Regions from separate parts of the Homo sapiens genome. Here region 2 is linked to region 1. A link is an interaction called in ENCODE POLR2A ChIA-PET data of the cell type or tissue named here. Cell type or tissue: PC-3. All regions are shown on one strand. Links, peaks and the distances in the headings refer to the core of each region. The heading gives the core; the rest is flanking DNA.

Region 1 (5,382 bases), core at 259-5,258:
TAATGCACGACTGTATTTGAGTGCCTACTTTATGAAAGGCCCTGTTCTAGGGTAGTGACAAGATCAAAGATGAAGGAGGTTTGAGTAGTCAAAATTTGATATGTAAGTATCCCCAATATTTACATATAAAGTGCATATAGTTTTCTTTCCTTTTTTTTTTTTTTTTTTTTTTTTTTTTTTGCGGCAGAGTCTCGCTCTGTCACCCAGGCTGGAGTGCAGTGGCGCAATCTCGGCTCACTGCAACCTCCACCTCCCGAGTTCAAGCGATTATCCTGCCTCAGCCTCCTGAGTAGCTGGGATTACAGGCGCGTGCCACCACGCCCGGCTAATTTTTGTATTTTTAGTAGAGACAGGGTTTCACCATGTTGGTCAGGCTGGTTTCAAACTCCTGACCTCGTGATCCACCCGCCTTGGCCTCCCAAAGTGCTGGGATTACAGGTGTGAGCCACTGCGCCTGGCTAAATATGTATAGTTCTCTTATGAGTGATACAAAATAAGATTTAAAGTGGCCGGGTGCAGTACCTCACGCCTCTTATACCAGCACTTGGGAGGCTGAGACAGGAGGGTTGCTTGAGCCCAGGAGTTCGAGACTAGCCTGGGCAACACAGTGAGACCTCTTCTCTACAAATAATAAAAAATTAGCCAGGTGTGGTGACGTGCGCCTGTGGTCCCAGCTACTCTGGAGGCTGAGGTGGGAGGATCGCTTGAGCATAGGCTGCAGTGAGCCAGCTGTGATTGCGCAACTGTGCTCTAGTCTGGGCAACAGAGCAAGACCCTGTCTCAAAAAAAAAGAAAGATCTAAAGTAACCGTAAGCATTTGAATGAAGGCAAGAATTAGTGGCTGTAATTTATTTAGATATTTAGATTTGAGTAAGCTATATGTCAAAGGCTAATTAGTTCATATTTTTAAAGGTTAACAAATTCTGAATTGCACTGTTAACAGTGGAGGGAGAGAAGTAGAGACATTCTACTGTGTCTAAAGGAATACTTGAAATAACAAACAAGGGGTAGAAATAGATGAACAATTTTGCAAATGAATAAGATTGATTCAGGGGCCAGTATTAACATTTAAAAATATGATCTAGGGAAGCAACTTCCAGAATGGAGAAATGAGGAGCATAGTGGACTCTGTCACCAATAAATAACTGTTTAACTTGAAAAAATATATTTAAAAAAAATCAGTGTTTCTGGATAGTGTCCTAGGGGCACACAGCAAAGGGAGAAATATTCAAGAAATCTTCTAAATCTCAGGAAGAACAGCAAGAGTCAGTGGCATTTGAACCACAAGCTGTCCCACTCCAAGCTCTATTTTATGAAAACTACTCAAAGGAATTCTAATCCATGTGGGTGTGGTCTAGAAGATGGGGGCTCCCTCATCCCCTAGCTCATTGTCTAGAGCTATGGTTTTACCTGGGAGGAGCAGGCCTCTGGCTTTTCTCATCTCCTCTCCAGTTCTGTTTTGTAGAAGCTCTATTCCAGGCAGATCCACGAAGACTGGGTCTCTCTTCTCCCAGCCTTCTCTTCCCCAACAAAGCCCTCACTTATAGGGTGGGAGCACTCACAAAGGAACAGCAAGTTAGTAATACCATGCCCCTATTGTTCCTACCCGAGCTTGCTCATAGGTCAGAAGTCTATGCTGGAAGAAGTAAGCCAAAAATTACCCCAGTACCCATTCATAAAGAAGGGATTTTACTCTGGGAGAAGTATGTTACTGTTGTTGTCTCTAGTTCTTGCACACTGTGCCAGAGATTCTGCTTAAAGAGAGAGGCAGGCCTTAAGGATGAGGAATGCCACAGCTCTACCTAAAGGAATTGACTTTATGTGGAGCAGAACATGAAGAATTCTGTGACTAAGGGGCATTGTCAAAAATAATGGAGATCTTGGTGGAGAACAATTATGAGGGCAATTATAACTCCATGACAAGTTTCAGCAAGCAAAATGTGCAAGCGATCATAAGTTTGGTAACAGAGAGAATCAGGGAAATACAGTCAAGAGCCCTCTTCGGATCATAGTCTTGGGTGTCAGAAAGGCTGTGTATAAGCACAGGGCTACACCCACTCAGAAGCAATCAGAGCAGGACCTAAGGTGGACTTGAAAGCCGTCCTCAAGCTGAACACAGATGAAACAGTAAAGAAGAGGAGCCTCACTGGCACTAGGGGTTTAAGCACAACCTCTAACCAACCACTGGCTGAACGATGTTACTCTGACCCAGGGGCACCTCCTGGGAACCAGGCTTAAAAATGAAATCACATACATCCTTGGCAATCTAGGAGACTGTGTACATGTTCAATGCTATGCTACCTCCAGGGTGATTGAAGAGGGAAAATCTAAGCTATTAGTACCTGGCTGAATGTGGGACAGAAGCATACTCTTGAACTTTGGTAGTAACCTCCAAGTCTCGCACACACTCAATGGAAAAGGGTAAAAATCTAACCAGCTGAAGGGACTTAAGCACAACCTTTAACTAATAAGTGGCCTGTGCCAAACCAGGTATGAACTAGGTTGCCAGGTGAAAGATTAAAATCAAGAAAAAAAATCTGAACAAGTACATCAGAGGCTGCATAATACAGGGGAAATGGACTGCATAGAGTCAGTTCAGCGAAGTCACTAAATAAACAACCAAGCAAACAACAACATCAGTGTCATAGGGAAGGGGAGATCAGTGTCCAGAATTGCTATATTATCTAAAATGTCCAGTTGTCAACAAAAATTATGAAACATGAAGAGAAACAGGGAAGTGTGACCTCTACATGGGAGCAGAGGGTGGGGAGGAACAGCAATAGAAACTGCTCTTGAAGAGATTCAGATATTGGATTTATCAGACAAATACTTCAATGCAGCTGTTGTAAACACATTCAAAGAACTAAAGGAGACCATGTCTAAAGAATTAAAGTAGAGAATATTAATAATGGACAGAACCTATAAAAAGAATCAAATGGAAATTCTGAAGGTGCAAGGTATAATAACTGATATGAAAAAAATTTTAAAGGGACTCAACAGCACATTAGAGTTGGAAGAATAAAGAATAAAAAAACTTGAAGATAGATAAGTTATAGATTATGCAATTTGAAGAACAGTGGAAAAGAAAAATGAACAGAGCTTCAGAGAAATGTGGAACGCCATGAAATGCACCAACATATGCATAATAGAAGAATAGAGAGAAAATGAAGTAGAAAAAATATTTCAAGAAATCATGGCTAAAAACTTCCCAAAAGTTGATGAAAAACATTAATGTATACATCTAGGAAGCTCAGCAAACTCAAAATAGGATAAATACGGAGATTCATTGCCAGACACATCATAGTGCAAATATTGAAAGCCAAAAGCAAAGAGAAAATGATTCATCATGTACAAGAGAATCCCAAGAAAATTAAAGTTGATGACTTCTCATGAGAAAAAAATGGGAACAAGAAGGCAGCGTGATGACGTATTCAAAGGACTGAATGAAAGACTGACAACCAAGTATCTTAAATACAATAAAATTACCTTTAGGAAATAAAGGTGAACTAAATACATTGCCAGATAAATAAAAGCTGAAGGAATTTGTTGCCAGCAGACCTGCCTTACAAGAAATACTAGAGAGATTTTTTTAGGATGAAAGCAAGCAATATCAGACAGTAATCTGAATTCACATGAAAAAGCAAAGAGTGCTTATAAAAGTAACTGTGTAGTTAATTAAAGAGCACAAAACAATAGAATATTTCTTCCTCTTTCTATTCTTAACCAATTTAAATAACATAAAGCAATATGTATTTGTATATAATTGCATATATATATATTGATTTATCGTTGTGCTTATAACATATACAAATGTAAAATATTTGACAAAAAATAGCACAAAGGAGGTGGATGGGAATAAAGTTACATTGGAGTAAGGAAATGACGCCAGATAGTAACTCAGATCTACAGTCTGAAATGACAATTAAAAAATGGAAAATAAAAAGGTTAATGAAACAAACTCTGTAAATATGTGCTTGCTCTGCTTTCTTCTCTTGGCTTCCTTGGAAGATGTAACATTGCATAAAGTAATAATTATAACAATGTATTATTAGATTCGTGAATGTTATACTAGAAAATACATGATATAAAAAGAGGAAAAATAAAGATGGGTCAAAGGAACAAAGAAGGCGTGACACTTGTAGAAAATTAAAAAACTAAATAGCAGATGTAAATTTTATCTTATCAGTAACAGAAAATGTGACTGGATTAAGCAATCCAATCAAAAGACAGATATCAGATTTTATATATATCTAGTTGTTGTATCCATTATTGAAAGTAGGGCATTGAAGTCTCCAACTATTATTGTTGAATTGTCTGTTTCTCTCTACAGTTCTGTCTGTTTTTGCTTTGTGTATTTCTGGGGCTCTGTAGTTAGGTCCATATGTGAGTGTACTTATTACATCTTCCTGATGGACTTTATCATTATGAAAGGTCCCTCTTTATATCCAGTAACATTTTTTATTTAAAAGTCTATCTTGTCTGATATTAGTATAACCATGTTTGCATGTTGAATCTTTTTCAATCCTTTTACTTCCAACCTATCTGTATCTTTGCATCTAAAGTGTGTTTTATATATATATATATTATATATATATATATATATAATATATATATATAGATTAACTACAGGTATATATATATATACCTAACTACAGAGCCCCAGAAATACACAAAGCAAAAACAGACAGAATTGTAGAGAGAAATAGACAATTCAACAATAATAGTTGGAGACTTCAATGCCCTACTTTCAATAACGGATACAACAACTAGGAAGATCAACAAGGAACTAGAAGACTTGAAGAACATTCTGAACCAACCAGACCTGACATACATACAGAAAACTTCACCCAGCAACAACATAGTATGTATTCTTCTCAAATGCACGTGAAATATTCTCCAGGATAGACAGACTGTATGTTAGGTTGTAAAACAAACCTCAGTGAATTTAAAAATATTGACAATCATACAAAGGATGTTCTCCAATCGCAATATAATTAAATTAGAAATCAACAACCTAAGGAAATTTGGAAAATGCACAAATATATGGAAATTAAATGACACGTCTTAATTTCCAAAATAAATGGGTAGAAGAAAAAAAATCACATTGGAAATGTAAAAATATATTGAAAATATGAAAATTAAAACAAAACATATGGAAACTATGGGTTGAAGCTAAAGAAATACTCAGAGGGAAAATTATATTTTTAGATGCTTATATTAAAATTGAAGAAAGAAGCTGGGCATGGTGGCTCATACCTGTAATCCCAGCACTTTGGGAGGCTGAGACGGGAGGATCATTTGAGCCCAGCAGTTCAAGACCAGCCTGGGCAACATAGGAAGACCCTGTCTCTACAGAAAATACAAAAATTAGCTGGGCGTGTA
Region 2 (5,382 bases), core at 87-5,086, 780 kb before region 1:
TCTAGAAAGCCAATCAGTGCTCACTTGAGACCTTGCACGGCCCATTTTCAGTCGTGGTCCTGTCTGACTGTGCCTTCAGTCGTGCTAGAAAGAATAGAGGTCTTACTGATTACTGATTGTTTGTACTATCAAAGTGGTTCTTCGGGTCAAAACGTTGTGCAAATTAGAAGTTCTACATACAGGGAAACATTGCTAGGACCTTCAGGAGAATAATTTAAATATAGACTCCATTTTAACAACAACTTCTCAAACTACCCCCTCCCCATAGCAGTATATGTGAAACCATGAGAACAAACATTGAAACTGGACAGAAGGTTAGAAAGACGAATTTGAAACAGTGTGAAAAGGGCTGTTCACTTGGGGAGCCATTTTGCCAGCGGTGTTTGGGAACCAGAATTTCTATTTATCATAGAGTTTATCACATTCACGTAGCCCTTTTTTTCGCTCTCCAAAGAGCTCAGCTATGCTACCTACAGGGTGTCCATAAAGTCCATAGGTAAATATTTATAAAGTCATCAAAGACATCTTTAATCTGTAAAAAAAAAAAATAAATAAAATGATTTGTTTATGTTTCCAGACATTAGGGTATCCATAAAACATACATACCTTGTGTGGCATTACTCCCATTTCAGGGATGCGGATCTAGCAGCATAGAGAGTTTAGAGGTCTTCCATGAAGTCGCCAGCTGGCTAGTGGCCAAGGTGGAAAAGAACTCTGGCCTTCTGACATATTTTCTTCCCACTTGAACACGTTCGTTTAAAATGGGAACTAAAGTGATGTTTCTTGGGGCATAACTCCCTTCACAAATGCATCAAGGGAGTCCCTCTCAATTTTTCATATCATTGCTGTCTGTCTGAGAGCTCAGTATCAGCTCTGTAGGCCAAACCCATCATTGCAGCAGCCTATTGTTGGAGATAAATCACCCTGTGACATGACAAATGCCTTCTGGGTTATCTCCCAATCGTGCTGAGTCCCCGGTGCCCCAAGATGTCCAAGGAGTATCTGTGAAACTCTCGTCCCCTCAACTGCTGAGCTAGTAACTGTCTATACTTGGCTGTTCCTCGGTTTCCATATTTACTTTAGCTCTTCTGCAACTCTGTCAACAAACTCCATGGTATTATTAGTTTTAGCAAATAACAGGATGTCAGAACTGTTGACCAGGATTCGTTAGTTTGCTGTTAGAGCTCTATCCCTAGGACATAGGGGCTAGTGTTCCTTTTATTTTTTAAGGTGTATGAGCTTTGGCAGGAAGCCTTCTTGGTCAGGCCCACCATGCTCTGGTGTCTATAGGTCTTTAAGGTTGCTCGTGCCACAGAGGCCCCACCCACAGAGACCTGGGCACTTCTGTCTTTGCTTGGTGGTACGAAGACATCTGTAGAGTAGATTAAAAAAAAGAAGATGAAAGAAAGAAAAGAAATCAATGCCAATACTTAGAATTTTCCATTTATGTGCTTTATTTTTGCAATCTTGCTGTGGGCTTTAAAAGAACCCTGTCCTTGGTAAGGTGGCTTCAGTGCTTAACATTCATAATGCCGGCAAGGGCCGGGGATGTTATTTTAGGCTGGCACTAAGAATTTCCAGGTTTTTGACCCTAAATATCTTTTTATTTCAACCCCACCCCCAACACTGAATGTCTCAAGGAGCAAGAGAAGAGGTTAAAAGGGTCACTCTGTTGCTGGCAGGCAACCAGGAAGTCTAGGCCTTGGGGAGAAGCATAGCTTTTGTTTATTTAAGCCCAAACCTAGCAAACAATGTAAATTAAACATAAAAATAAAATAAAATAAAATAAGGCCAAAAGACAGTCTGGATGCATACCACAGACAACAGTAAATTCCCCTCCTACTCCCCCTTGGAGAGGGGAGTCAGCGAGCAGGGGAGATGGCCTTGTTGCCAGGGAGGGGCTCACAAGCAATGGAATGGGGTGAGGATGGTAGGCAGGGGTGAGTTCCAGGCTTGGATCAGGGTGGGGACAGGCATGTTTGCAGAGATCCTGGCAAGTCTTTATAGTCAGCCCCAGCAGGTTTTTGAGGGGGGAATGAGTCACACCCCTTCAGCTCACCTGGGAATTGACCCAGGTTTGACCGGGCAGTGACAGCCACAAGGCTGGAGAAGAGCTGGTTCCTGTAGAAGGGAGGTTGGGCCGGTTCATTGACCAAACTGTGCTGTTAGAGAAAAACCAGTCCCTTCCCCTTCTCTATGCTGGGTTCTCTCTTTCCCACAACGATGCCCACCCCTCCCCCGCCGCATGTCCCTGACCTGCCAGGCTGAGAGTTTCCACTGACCGCTGTGAAGTATCTTAAAAGGCATCCGTTCCTCTTAACAGAGAGGCAAAAATTGCCAAAGATTTGAATATAAATCACAGCATGTTCAGGATCATCTCTCTCATAGTAGATCTCACTCACATTCTGGTCAAACCTTCAGGAGTGAGAGGGAAAGAAAGGGCAGAACAGACAGCAGGCCTAGAATATGCCAAGCCTCGTCCGAATGTGTCACACGAAATGGGTCTCAGTGCCCCTGGCACCATAGGGGCTCTTCAGATAGACCCTTTCTTGGCTCTTACCTTTAGGCCAGCAGTTCCTAAAAGCAATTCCATGGACTGGTGTCAAAAGAGCTGCGTCCAAAACACCTGAGAAATACCCTTCTCCCGCCCCACGCCTATTCCACTAGACATGCTAGGGCTGCAGCCCAGGACGCCTGCATTTTCCACAATCTCCCTTAGGCCCACTGCAGCCCACCATCAAGGTTTACCTGCTGTGTGTCCAATTGTCTGCTGACACTGATTGGCCACTGACTACTCTGTTGAAAGTAATACTATAATTTAGTTCATACTGAAGTATTTGAACTGATAGTGTTGAATATGGCACCTTCCCAGGGCTTTTTGCATTGGAAAAGAAGGCGTTCTCATTCCTCAAAGTATAAATGAAGAACTCCAGGAGAGATCATTGGAATCCAAAGGCATGATTCTCATGGTGGCATTTGTAAGGACCACAGTAGTGGTCTGGAAAACAGCTCTGACTGAGAGGGATTTTTTTTTTCTCACCACCCTTCAGATCACACTTCTCAAGTCACAGAGGGCCTCTATGCCAGGACTGGCTCTAGTTAGAACTGTCCTCAAGAGGAGCCTGTGGGAATCATTTCTTAGGCGTCCATATGATTGATTGTGCACAAATGGTACTTGTTTTTATTTCTCCTTCATTTAAAAGAGCCCATTATAATGCATGATTGATATCTTTGAAAACTGTGCTTCTGGCAGTGCCAGGACTTCCCGTTCCCAGTATGCAGTATGAGGCTTCAAATTGGTTCCCCCGTGTCCATCTGAATACCACCTCAAGCTTCCCCTAAGACCCTGTCACCTGTCACCCTTGCACAGCACACAGCTAGCTCTGGATGTCAGAGAGCGCAGAGGCCATGACTTTTGACATTCTGGCATGGGCTAGAGTGTCCTGCATTGCTATCTTGCTATGTCTTGTGGCCTTACTGTCCCTTTGGGGTCATGGGGAAGGTGACAACATAGGGGAAGGGGGGCGGATGCCCCACTCTGCCTGGCTATCTGTGAATTATTAGACTGTGTGAAAGGCTGGAGAGGGTGTTTGCACAAATGCACGTGCTTCCATGCTACTCTTTCTTCCGAGAAGTTGTGTGTATTCCTTGTCAGTGATTCTCAAACCAGGCCAGGAGACCTTCCTTAAGCCCTTCCAACACTCCTTTGAGATCCCTGGTGCTGTTCCCATGGTTGGGGGGCCCTCCCCAGGGAGAAGCTGGCCCTGTTTCTCCTTTTCTTTCTGTTCTGGCAATAGTGTGCCCCCTGCCTCCTCCTGCCACTGCCCCCACCCCAGCTAGGCTGCCTTCTATCCATCCTGGAAGGTGGGAGGCAGCGGTTGGTGATGACTGGAGAGCCAGAGGCCCTTTGCAATCTGCAGAGCCCCTCTTCACATGTGATAGAGTCCCACAACTGAGAATCAAGGAGCTACCTCAAATGAGCTCATGGTGAATAGCTCTGCTGTGAGGTAAGCGAGGGCCCTAGGAGGCTCACAGTGCTTACCCATCACAGCCAAGGAACTAAAGAGCCCAGCATTATTAACCATCCTTTTGTTCCCTAGAGAACCTCTGCCACTTCAAAGATCACCCATTCTATAGCGAGGCCCACAATGGAGGCAGGTGCTCCTGCCCTCTTCACAAGCCCCTCGTCTGCTGCACCCCCATCCCCAACAAGATCCTCCTGGTTGCTGTCTTCCAAGCATTGCCAATAGCCCCCAAGTCCTTCACATGCTACTCAAAGTAACCCTGGCAACTGCCAGAGAAAATGGCTTGGAATTTCGGCTCTTGGAACTGTTCCACAGAGCAGAGTGGATGGAGAGAGGCCTTGCCAGTGTCCCGCTGGCCTGGATAGACTGGTGGAGGGCTGGTGCAGACACATAAATGTGGAGAGTGGCATAGTCTTGCTGCTTTCTTTCTCAGCCCCTGGGAAGGCTGCAGGACACTGGGATTGCCAAAGGGTGGGCTGTGACGAGGGAGCCTGTTTGCCTACCTGAAGATGCTTGTTGGTCTGTAGGAGAGGGCAAGGAACCTTAGCACCTGCCTCTGAAAGAGGTGGGATAAGTATAAGGCTGAGAGGAGCTGGCTAAAGGACAAAGATCGAGAAGTTGGCACGGAGAGGTGAGCCCATGCTAAACAAAGACCACCTTCTTGGAAGAAAGGGACTAGCAACTCAGAAAGCAAATACCTGTGCCTTGTTCCCTTGCTTTACAAAGCCCTGCAGTTAAGGAAGGGAATCAGGGTGAGAGACCTTTCCTGGCACTATCAGCCACAATGTTAAAGGAGTGGTAGATCCCACAGAAACCCTAAGTTTCGTGCTGCTGCATTATCCTATCTAGGTGGGCACCAGTTGAGGGGCAGGGTGGGGAGAAGAAAAGCATGCCTCATTCTGCCCCATGAAATGATGCCCCAGATGGTAGTGGCATGGTCCTTCCCAACCCCAGGCCACCCCCCAACCCAAGCACCCCCAAGCCCGAGGCTTTTTCCTGAAGCAAACATTTCACTAAGGTCTAACCAGTAGGGAGACTTCTGAATTGGCCACAGACCTAGAATATTCTGGAAGGAAGCACAATTTTGGATTTGTACTGCCAATTTACTTTTTTTAATTTCCTTGAAATGTGCCTTGTGCTTTGAATAAGCATACAACTTTGAATTGAACTGATTTGAATTGAATTAAATGATAATGGCAACTAGCATGGGCAGGGGAAAGGAGGACAGTGACTCCATTTACCAAGGTTAGTTTTACCAACCGCCTTTTTCAGGTATATCTATTTCCTGCTTGTAGATGGACAATAGGGAGGGTGGAAAATAAGAGGAGGGCTTGGAAAAATTATGGAGGTAAATTTT

Evidence for each region. ChIA-PET counts read pairs that join two places held together with the same protein. Peaks named below come from ENCODE experiments on the same cell type or tissue, not always from the same donor. Only the 100,000 strongest peaks of a DNase experiment are listed, where the experiment ranks them.
Region 2: POLR2A ChIA-PET joins it to region 1 with 5 read pairs; 1 of 35 experiments calls an interaction of 5 or more read pairs at or near these places.

The regions. Positions count from the first base shown.
Region 1 is chrX:106,946,794-106,952,175 of GRCh38, reverse strand. The region is part of intron 14 of MORC4 (MORC family CW-type zinc finger 4); the gene reads left to right. Among named protein-coding and RNA genes, the nearest start is that of CLDN2, 29 kb to the right of the region's middle. In PC-3, for the core only: no CTCF peak of the experiment used is centred there; a DNase peak (open chromatin) is centred at 3,365; H3K27ac peaks cover 2,787 bases.
Region 2 is chrX:107,722,667-107,728,048 of GRCh38, reverse strand. All of the region lies in intron 1 of TSC22D3 (TSC22 domain family member 3), which reads left to right. Among named protein-coding and RNA genes, the nearest start is that of TSC22D3, 50 kb to the left of the region's middle. RefSeq lists an enhancer at 2,167-2,668. In PC-3, for the core only: no CTCF peak of the experiment used is centred there; a DNase peak (open chromatin) is centred at 2,028; H3K4me3 peaks cover 887 bases; H3K27ac peaks cover 2,235 bases.